Linked DNA regions of Mus musculus: region 2 is linked to region 1. Evidence: chromatin contacts called from ENCODE Hi-C data. All regions are on one chromosome and are shown on one strand. The core of a region is the stretch at or near the end of the contact, and the rest is flanking DNA. Distances in the headings are between cores, read along the strand shown.

Evidence for each region. A loop is a pair of places that touch in the nucleus more often than their neighbours do.
Region 2: a map of gastrocnemius shows a loop between it and region 1 (4-fold over the local background). The contact joins the enhancer-like site here to the promoter of Meis1 in region 1. A Hi-C loop is called at or near these places in 2 of 37 maps with a recorded cell type or tissue (gastrocnemius and left cerebral cortex).

What each region holds. Positions count from the first base shown.
Region 1 is chr11:19,016,652-19,021,105 of GRCm38, reverse strand. Meis1 (Meis homeobox 1) reads left to right here and starts at 2,137. Exons shown (of 12, transcript NM_010789.3): 1 at 2,137-2,885. The coding sequence starts at 2,874. It overlaps Gm16141 (a long non-coding RNA gene), which reads right to left. Exons shown (of 3, transcript XR_381070.4): 3 at 2,776-4,454.
Region 2 is chr11:19,711,965-19,716,418 of GRCm38, reverse strand. No RefSeq gene overlaps it. Among named protein-coding and RNA genes, the nearest start is that of Gm39602, 29 kb to the left of the region's middle. Within about 2 kb of position 1,801, at least 1 of the 3 ENCODE cell types and tissues checked has a DNase peak (open chromatin) inside an H3K27ac peak, as active enhancers do; it is gastrocnemius, where a contact is called at or near this core.

The DNA of each region.
Region 1 (4,454 bases), core at 888-3,387:
TTATCCCACGCGCACTGCCGCTGGTGTGAACTAGCCCGGCGCTGACTCGTGCAGACTGCTAAAAGCTGTCTTAGGAGGCTCCGTTGCTCGATAGAACCTGATTCCAAATCTAGGTTCTAATGTTTACCCTGTATCCCCTGTTCCGTAGACACCCTCTCAATAGAAACTTGAATACTGGCTGAAGAATGGAAACAGGTCTGTGACTTTGAACCTAAGAGTTGGCTTCAGTACCTTTCAGAGATGCTAAACCTTTTCCAAACAATCTCCGCGTGAAGGAAGCCTCCCTAGTCTTTCTCAGAACTCTCCTCAAAACCTTCCCCGGCCCCTGGGGTGAGGGTTCGGTCCGCAGCTGGCGGTGGGATGGGGGCGGGGGCGTTGGGAGCGTAGGCTGGCTGCTTTGGGGGAGAGAGCCTTTTGGCCACCTTCAGGGCGGGAATCCGGAATGGCAGTTTGCATTCCCAGCAGATCGAAGCTCCCTGCTGATCGATTATTTGATAATTGATTTTCCCCGCAGCCAATGCGCGGCTGCCTGGGCGGGGACGCCTTCCGATTGGTGGAGCTCTCTCCACGGCTGCCTACCGAGATTTGGGTGAGCTCATTTTCCAGTCGACCGCAGGGGGAGTTTTCTGCGAGGTTTCAGCTGGGGGGTGAGGGGAATCCTCTCCGAGCCCAGCGAGCTGAGAGCCCTGCCTGGGATGTGAGGTTTCCAGCTGCTCCGAGAGCTACTGTGACTGAGCAATCTAAGCCACGAGAGCCGGGCGCAGAAACATAAAGAGTAAAATAACCCCCACTAGATAGAGTAGCTGAAGAGTGAGAATAAAAAGACTCAAAAAACAATTTTAAGTCCAGGGTGTGGTATTTCAAGAGAGAAAGTTAAAAACCACTGGCTGGTTGGAGACTTTAAGTTGTGGGCAGGGTCAGCTTTTGTCTGAAATCTCAGCTTCCGAAGTGGATTTCTTTTTCTCTGGAACTGGGAGCTTTCACGGGGCTGGGTTCGGAGATAGACAAATTGAGAGATGGAGGTCTGGGAGGCCGGCTCCGGGCGTCGCCGCTGAAAGAGCTGGGGGTGGGGGGTGGGAGGGAGCGCAGCGTCTCCAGGCCCGAGCAAGGCCGAGGCTGGAGCCCCTCGGCGTCGCCCAGACAAAGGCAGCCCCAGCCGCAGCGCAGCGGAGCTCTGCAGCTTCGCCGCGCCCCGGGCGCACGGCTAAACTTGCCGGTAGCGCAATCGAGAAAGAGCCTCGGGTCCCGGGGCTCCCAGGCCCCGGCCGCCCGCAAGGTCTGGCTGCTTGGTGCCCGCGTTGAGTTTCGTTCTCCAGCGGTCATAAATAGCTCGGTGTTTGTAAACAAGCGCTGGGGGCACATTCCCGGCGCTCGGCTCATTGTTCCCTCCCTTCCTCCCTCACTTCGCGCGGCGGCTGGGGCTGAGGGCTGCAAGAGAGGAGGTGGGGACGTCCGGACTCAAAGTGACAAAATGCAAGCATTTCCTTTCCTCCGGCCCTACGTCCACTTCTGACAGCGGGGGGAGAAAAAAAAATAAAGAAAGAAAGAAAAAACCCAAACCAAAAGAAAAAAAAGAAAAGAAAAGAAAACCTCTAAGCTGAGTCTGCAGAACGCCCGGGCGACCGCTACCCCACGTTCTCAGGACTCTCGAGCGGAACCTTTTCCAGTCCAGTTCCAGCTCCTCTTCTTGCTCTGGCTTTGACTTTTCTCCTCCGGGAGTCTAGCAGAGAATCCAGTACTTTTGGCATCACCCCCACCCCGAAAAATACTGGCAGACCCCAATAATTTCGAGGAAAGTCTTGAAGTCTTTCATGAGCGGAGCCCTGAGCGAATTAACTCCGGCATCTGCCTGCCCTACGTTTATTCCCGATTTATTTCAAGCGTCCGCTTTGGGAAGAGAGGCTGGAAGGGGACGTAAAGCCGGCGGGTTGGGAGCTGCAGCCTGTATTTGTGTGCATGTGCCCTGGGTGTGTGGTGTTAGTGCCTGGGCGTGCGAATTTGTGGAGTGTCTTTCTGCCTCTCCAGTGCGGCCAGAGCTCGCTTCGCGCACCCACCCCTGCCGAGGAGCCTACTTGCTGCAGCCCAATGCATTGTGTAAGACGCGACCTGTTATGGCCACCACTACTTCCGGGTTCTAGCATTCTGGTCGGAATCCACCTCTCCGCCTGTGCAACACACACTTTACACACGCACGGCGACTGCAAGCGGGCAGCATCGATCGTGGCTCCTTTAAGACAAACTCAGACAGACATTTTTTTAACCCTCCTCTCTAATCTCCCTTCAGTGCAGCAGTTGCAAAGAGGGAGAGAGAAAGAGAAAGAGAGCGAGAGAAGAGAGAAACTGATTAGGAATTAGGACTGATTCAAGGAAAGCGGGCGCTAGGGCTTTGTGCATTTGAATATTAACATTTGAGGTGTTCTGACCAGAAGAAGACAGAACGGACGATCATTCATTCACCACGTTGACAACCTCGCCTGTGATTGACAGCTGGAGTGGCAGAAAGCCATGAGATTTGGTAGTTGGGTCTGAGGGGCGCTCTTTTTTTTTTTTCTTTTTCTTTTCTTTTCTTTCTTTTTTTTTAAACTGATTTTTTTGGGGGGGAGAGAAGATCTGCTTTTTTTTTCCCCTCCCACTGCTGTCTTGGTGGAACCAGAGCGCTTTTATGCTCAGCGACGCGGGCGCCTTGCTTCAGGTCCGGTAGACCGAAGATCTGGGACCAGTAATTCACACTGCTGGAGACGCAAAGGGATTTTTTTTTGTTATTGTTGTGCTTTATTTTTTTTTCCGGGGGAGTTTGCATATTTGTTTCTTTTCACACTGGCCTTAAAGAGGATATATTAGAAGTTGAAGTAGGAAGGGAGCCAGAGAGGCCGATGGCGCAAAGGGTACGTATTAAAAGCAATTGTGGAAGTCAAATGTGAGATTAAATTGAAACGTGGCTGAAAGACACTGCTACTAAGTTTCCTCTTTTCTTTCTCTCTTTTTGAATGAGGATCCTAAAGCCGCGGCCTAAATCGACAGTTTTACTTAATGCGTTTGCAGCCTTATGCATGTTTCTTGTGGTTAATTCAAGTGATCAAGTTGTCTATAGATTCCTAGCCAACAGCTATATAAATAAAAATACAAGCTCAAGGAATCACCTGTTTTAAAAGATAAAAAAGACAAGGGGGAAGATGCTTCATATCCAGTGCTGTAATTTAAGCATTTAGGGACCAAAAGTTTAAAGCTATGTTTAATGAAAATGAACAGCTGAGAACTTTTGCCTCATTATCGATTATATTCATCTTCAGTATCAGTAGAAATGGGGAGCATTTTCCGCTAAGTAATGTCCTGGTGCAGTGAATTTTTGGTTGGAAAAACATTCCTTTTATAAAAGTAATTTTAATTTGCATGGGATTTTATGCAAGATAATAAGTTTGTAGATTTTTTCCTTAGCTAAGTTCTGTACTAGTTAGATACTAAATACAGAGCTCTCACTTTTAAAATGCAATACTAATTTCCCCAATATTCCTATTTGAATGAAAATGCCTTGAAAGTAAACTGAGACAATGATGCCCCCGCAGAGGTGGCTTCTTAAAAGAAAGGGGTCTACAAAAAGGCTGCCTTGCATAATTTGTGTCTTGGCCCTCAAAGCCCCTTTTGGAAAAGAAAGTTACTAGAGGACACATTTTTCTTTATTCTCTTGGTTCAGACAAATGTCAGCCTTCTTCCAAACTCTTCCCACCTCTGGCTTTAAGAGGTTGAAAGTGGCAATTCCCCTCTCTTTGGAAATCATTTCCCTCTCAAGATTTCCAAATCTTAGAAAAGTAACTTGCTTGAAATAAAACAATCAGAAAAATCCAAATAGCTGAATTTATCACAGACAGTAATGGCAATCAATTTGAAAGCAGCCCCCCCCCCACACACACACCAGAGATTTGCATGTGTATTTTGCTTTTGAATCTGCTTAGAAACTAACACATAGCAATTGCTTCCTTGACTTCAACTCTAGGGAGAAAGTTTGTGAAGGTTAAAAAAAAACAAAACAAAGTAGAGTATTAGTTGCTTCCTTTATAGCTTTCTTTAAGCTTGGAAACAGCGTTGTCCATGTGTATGTTCAGCTGTAAAAGGCAACACAAGCTGCCTTGTGCACACTGCGGGATAACATATATGGGGGGCAGTTCGTTTTTGTATAATTTAGCAGTTTGGAAAAGCAAGGCAAACATAGTGTCTTACAGGACTGCCCAATTCCATGCTGGCAGGGAAGTAAAATAAGAAGCCTTTCAGAATTCACTGCTTGGCACAACTATTCCCATCATAACTTTTAAAAAATACCCCACCCCCCAAGTGAAGGCTGTGTGAAGCAAGGCGGGTCTGCTACACTGTTCCGGCACGTTTTATTGTTGTGATTTTCGGTTTCCACCTCCAGAAACATGCATGTTTTACCTTCCGCCTCCGGGAGAATGCCTCTCTGC
Region 2 (4,454 bases), core at 552-3,051, 700 kb before region 1:
ATGTACATGTCTCTATGTATGTATGCCACATTCGTGCTGGTTCCTGACAGAGATCAGGAGAGGGTGTAGGTTCCCCTGGAGCTGGAGTTACATAGAGTCAGTTGTGAGCTGCTGAAAGTGGATGCTAGGAACCTAAGCCTGGATCTGGAAGAGCCGTCAAAAGCTCGCAACACAGACTGAACCATCTCTCCAGCCCTCTCTCTTCTATTCTGGAAAAGGTTTTGCTTGTGGTATGGCTATGTATTTCTTGACTGAAAAAATATTTTATTTCATAAACATTATAATAAAACATATCTTAATCACTACAATAATATCTAAGTAGGATGCGCATTATATTTTAAAGTCCTTTTTCTTTTTTTGAGATAAGCTCTCACTTTGAGGCTCAGGCTCACTTCCAATTCACAATCCTCCTACCTCAGTCTTCAAGCATTAGAAACACAGCTTTATCTTTAAGGATTGAAGTAGAGTTCATGTAAGTTGTAGTTTTTTCCTCTTTTTAACAAGTTGATATTTTAAAGCCAAGGATGGGTTAAACAATGGTGTTTACTACAAAACTCATAATCAAGTAACTTTCAGTAAAAATAATTACTTTTATTTCAAAATTCTTAGTGGAGAGGACTTTAATGTTGCATGAAGGAGAACTCTCTGAGGTAGTGGACTGCAGCCACTCTGATAAGATCACCACACATCGCACACAAACACTGGGTGGCCACACTGTACTCCACGAACACCTAAAATTATGTGCCAGTTTAAAACAAAAATATATTTTAAACAACTGTTTACAGGAAATAGCTATAATAAAGTCATTCTTTTAAATCCAGTTGCTATCCTGAGACAGAAGATCTGAAGTTTAGACTTGAAATTCCAAACAAGTGAGTTTTAAAGAATAAAACGTTTTAAAACTTAGTTTGACCTAACTTATTTTTGAGACAGTCAGACTTTGAGCTTGTGGTTCCTCAGTTCCAAAAGGGCTGTGTCTGTTTTGCTTATTTTGAGATAGGATCATTGTGTAGCTCTGGCTATCCTGTAACTCACTGTGTGGAGCAAGCCCTGCCTCTTCAGTGCTGGGATCAAAGGTGCCACCACAGCCCAGCAAGAGCTTTGACTTGTTTGTTGTCTGACTGGGAAGCTGGGGACGAAGGGGTAGATGAGTTTCACGCTTGTTTGTGAAACTTGGGGTTTTCTGATTCTCTGTCTAGTGGTTTCTCCCAAACCATGCTCTCAGGAAGAGTCCCTGGGACAGTCATGTGGAGGAAAAGATGTGTGGACATTTGCCCAGCTCCATATACACAATGAAATACGAGCCACTGTTTGTTTTCACGGTACTCAAAGTACCTTTGATTCCCAAGGCACAGTCTCATCCATGGCTCAAGCCGCATGGGAGTCGTTTGAGGAGGTCCACAGTCCCCAAATGCTTGCTTTACTCAGAAGCTCTCTGTAGAAATCCGTGCAGGAATGGAGAGCTGGCTGGAACTTGAGCAACTTCTAGGCTTAAGCCTGCAATTCACACTTTCTTTGAACTAAGTTCTAGATAAAAAACAGAAAACAGAAAAACAAAACCAAAAAAAAAAAAAACCCAAAATAAACATAAATAAATAAAAACTTCAGAATTTATTTAAAAAGAACTACCAGCCTTGTAAAACTCATAATTAACATTAACTTTCCTGCCACCGGCTCTGAAGTCTGGTTGCTAATGGGGAAGAAAGCTGAGAGGCCGACCACAGTGGACACTGCAGGGGAGCTGGCTCATTCCAGGGGATGCTGGGCAAGTCTTATTTTCTGGAACTTGCTCTTGTTTTATGGAAGCTCTGAGGGTTTTTTTTTTTTTTTAGATTTGAGATTAGACTTGAAGCACAAGGCCACAGGGTCTGGGATAAGGCTGCTTTTGATGTGCAAATGGCCAAATTTACCTTTTCCACTAGATGGCATTAGCAACTTCTGAAGCCAGAAGCTAATTACCAGCCACCTTTGTTAGGCTCTCAATTACACCTGTGTGTCTTAAGCTGTAATTGGTAATCGACTCTCTTGCATGTTTTAACTCGGATGCCAGGTACACGGTTAAGACATTGGTATCAGCTCTCTCCCGGGACAGAAATAGCTTCTGGGAGTATCAAAATGGCATGCTAGAATCTCATATTTCAAGCAAGACCTTTGGAAGCAACATACCATGCCACGATAAATTTAAACTAAGTATTCCTAGCTCTCCTTACGATAGTTAGGCAGCAAGCAAGTTGCTAGGTAGACCGGGAAAAGAGAGTTTTGGTTTTCTCAGCAGGGGGAGGATTTTTGTTGTTATTTCTTTAGAACTTGATGGTGTGTTCAAACGTGCAGGGGCAAACCACACCCAGATGTGCAGACTGATCATCTGTCTTCCTGTAATTGTTCTGAGGAAACTAGGTTTTTAAATTATAAATGCAAGCCTCTACTGCCTAGAACGGATGCTGTTCAAACCGTGACTGAAGTGCTTGCCCCTTCGTATGCTCCGTGGAGCTCACTCAAGACTCCGTGGGTGTGTGTGGGGTCTCGTGTCTCCTGCGCAGGCAGTGCGGTGCTCCTGTGCGCACCTCTGCCGCTGCCTCCATCGCTGCCTGCTGCTACCCCGCGCCCACCATTTCTTCCTGTTGATTGGTATCACCTCGCATGCTTAGAATGTCTGCCTGTCTGTTCAGAGTGTGAACTCATTCCTCAGACTCCTGATCGGTTCGTTTCGCACCAGTGTCAAAACGACTTATTAAATCCCGCACCTCCTGATACCCAGTGGCTGATGTGTTTCTGTCCAAACAGTAAATGACAATAAGCATATGCAGTCGGTGGTCTAGCAAACTCATTTAATTTGATAAAAATGTCACCGCAACATGCTTTAAATCGCTGTCCTTTTCATCATCGCTAATTGCTAGCTATAGACCTTTTTCCTATGCTTAATACAAGTGTTAGAATACTGCTCCTTCCAGTCTGATTAGGAATTAAAAAAAAAAAGTAGAATTCCTTTTCAGTGGCAGCATTATTTCATCAAGAGATGGATTTTGCTCTTAATTAGCCAACATGCCACAAGGGAGGCTTCCGAGTCACGGGTGTGAAACAGCCTGGAGCAGGAGATCAATCTACAGGAAGAAAATGGCGGCTGGGGAATAATTGGCAGCCCGGGTGAACGTGGGCTGGTTGTAACAGGGACAATATGTTCCCTCGAATATCACGAACCTCTCCCCCTACCGCCAACTTGGCACATTTCAAACTCAACAAAAGATGTGTGTGTGGTTATTTGTCTATTGTTTGAGACTTTTTCTTGCAGCTGTGGTGAGGTTTGCTCATGTGTTAGTTTGACAATCTGGATACTTCTGACTAGAGTAGGAGATTAGGAGGAGATCTGTGAATTCAAATAAAGAAAAAAAAAATCTAACCAAAAACAAACAAAAAACAATTCTCCAGGAGTCTGAAGATTAAAAACAGACCTGGATCCTGTCTATATATGAGAAACAAGCAATCAGTTAATTTGCCAAACCCAAATGGCAATTTGAAGAACAGTACATACCATTGTTAATCCTTCATGAATTCTTCTCTCTTAGAGAGAGAGAGAGAGAGATAGATAGATAGATAGAGAGAGAGAGAGAGAGAATAGGGATAGACTACATTTATTTGGTTCTATCAAGACAGAAGAAAATCACGACCTGACACTTCTGCTTCCATCGTGAGCTGGTATTTAATTTGACTTGCTATTTGCTATTGTTTTAAAAGAAACTTTCTGTCTAAAACCTTGTAGTTAAGTCAAACCACACCCATCCCACACCACAAGAGGGTATCTCTGAGGTTTGATGTGTGCAAATGGGCAGAGCAAAGAGAGAACATCTGACTTTCTGGCTTTTCTTCACTAATGATGAAACATTAGCTCTGGACCACTGTCTATTTGACTTGTGCGGTTGGAAATATATTCTTCAAGTTGTCAAGGGTTCATAGTCATTTTGTTGTAAACTCCAAAGGATCTCCCCAGTCATCTATCTGCAGAGCGGCTTTGATTGGCCAGCCGAAACGATATAGGCAGTGGAAGACACAGGTGATCTACTTTTAGAAAAGTTTTGTACCAACTCTCTATCTCAAGTTTGAACGTATGATTTAGTCTTGGGACAGTCTCAGGGTGTCACAGGTCACCTTATTTTCTCTTCTTTTTGTGTGAGAGTAATATCTCCAATGAACACAAGAAGAAAATATCTTCATTGTGTTTCAGGAAAACCCAGCATAGCTCTTTCTGCCTGAGTTGAGCAGTGCAGATAAATAATTGAAATGAATGAAGATTATGTTAGAGTCATGCCCTGAACTCTACTAGATCAACACCCAGGCTGCTCCCAGGGAGAAAGACCACTCTGGGTCTTCATCCCTTTAGGCATATGCCATTGACTCTATCAGTAACCTGTGAGTGGTTTGGTGCTGATGAGGCACATGTTCCACACATGAGGATTACA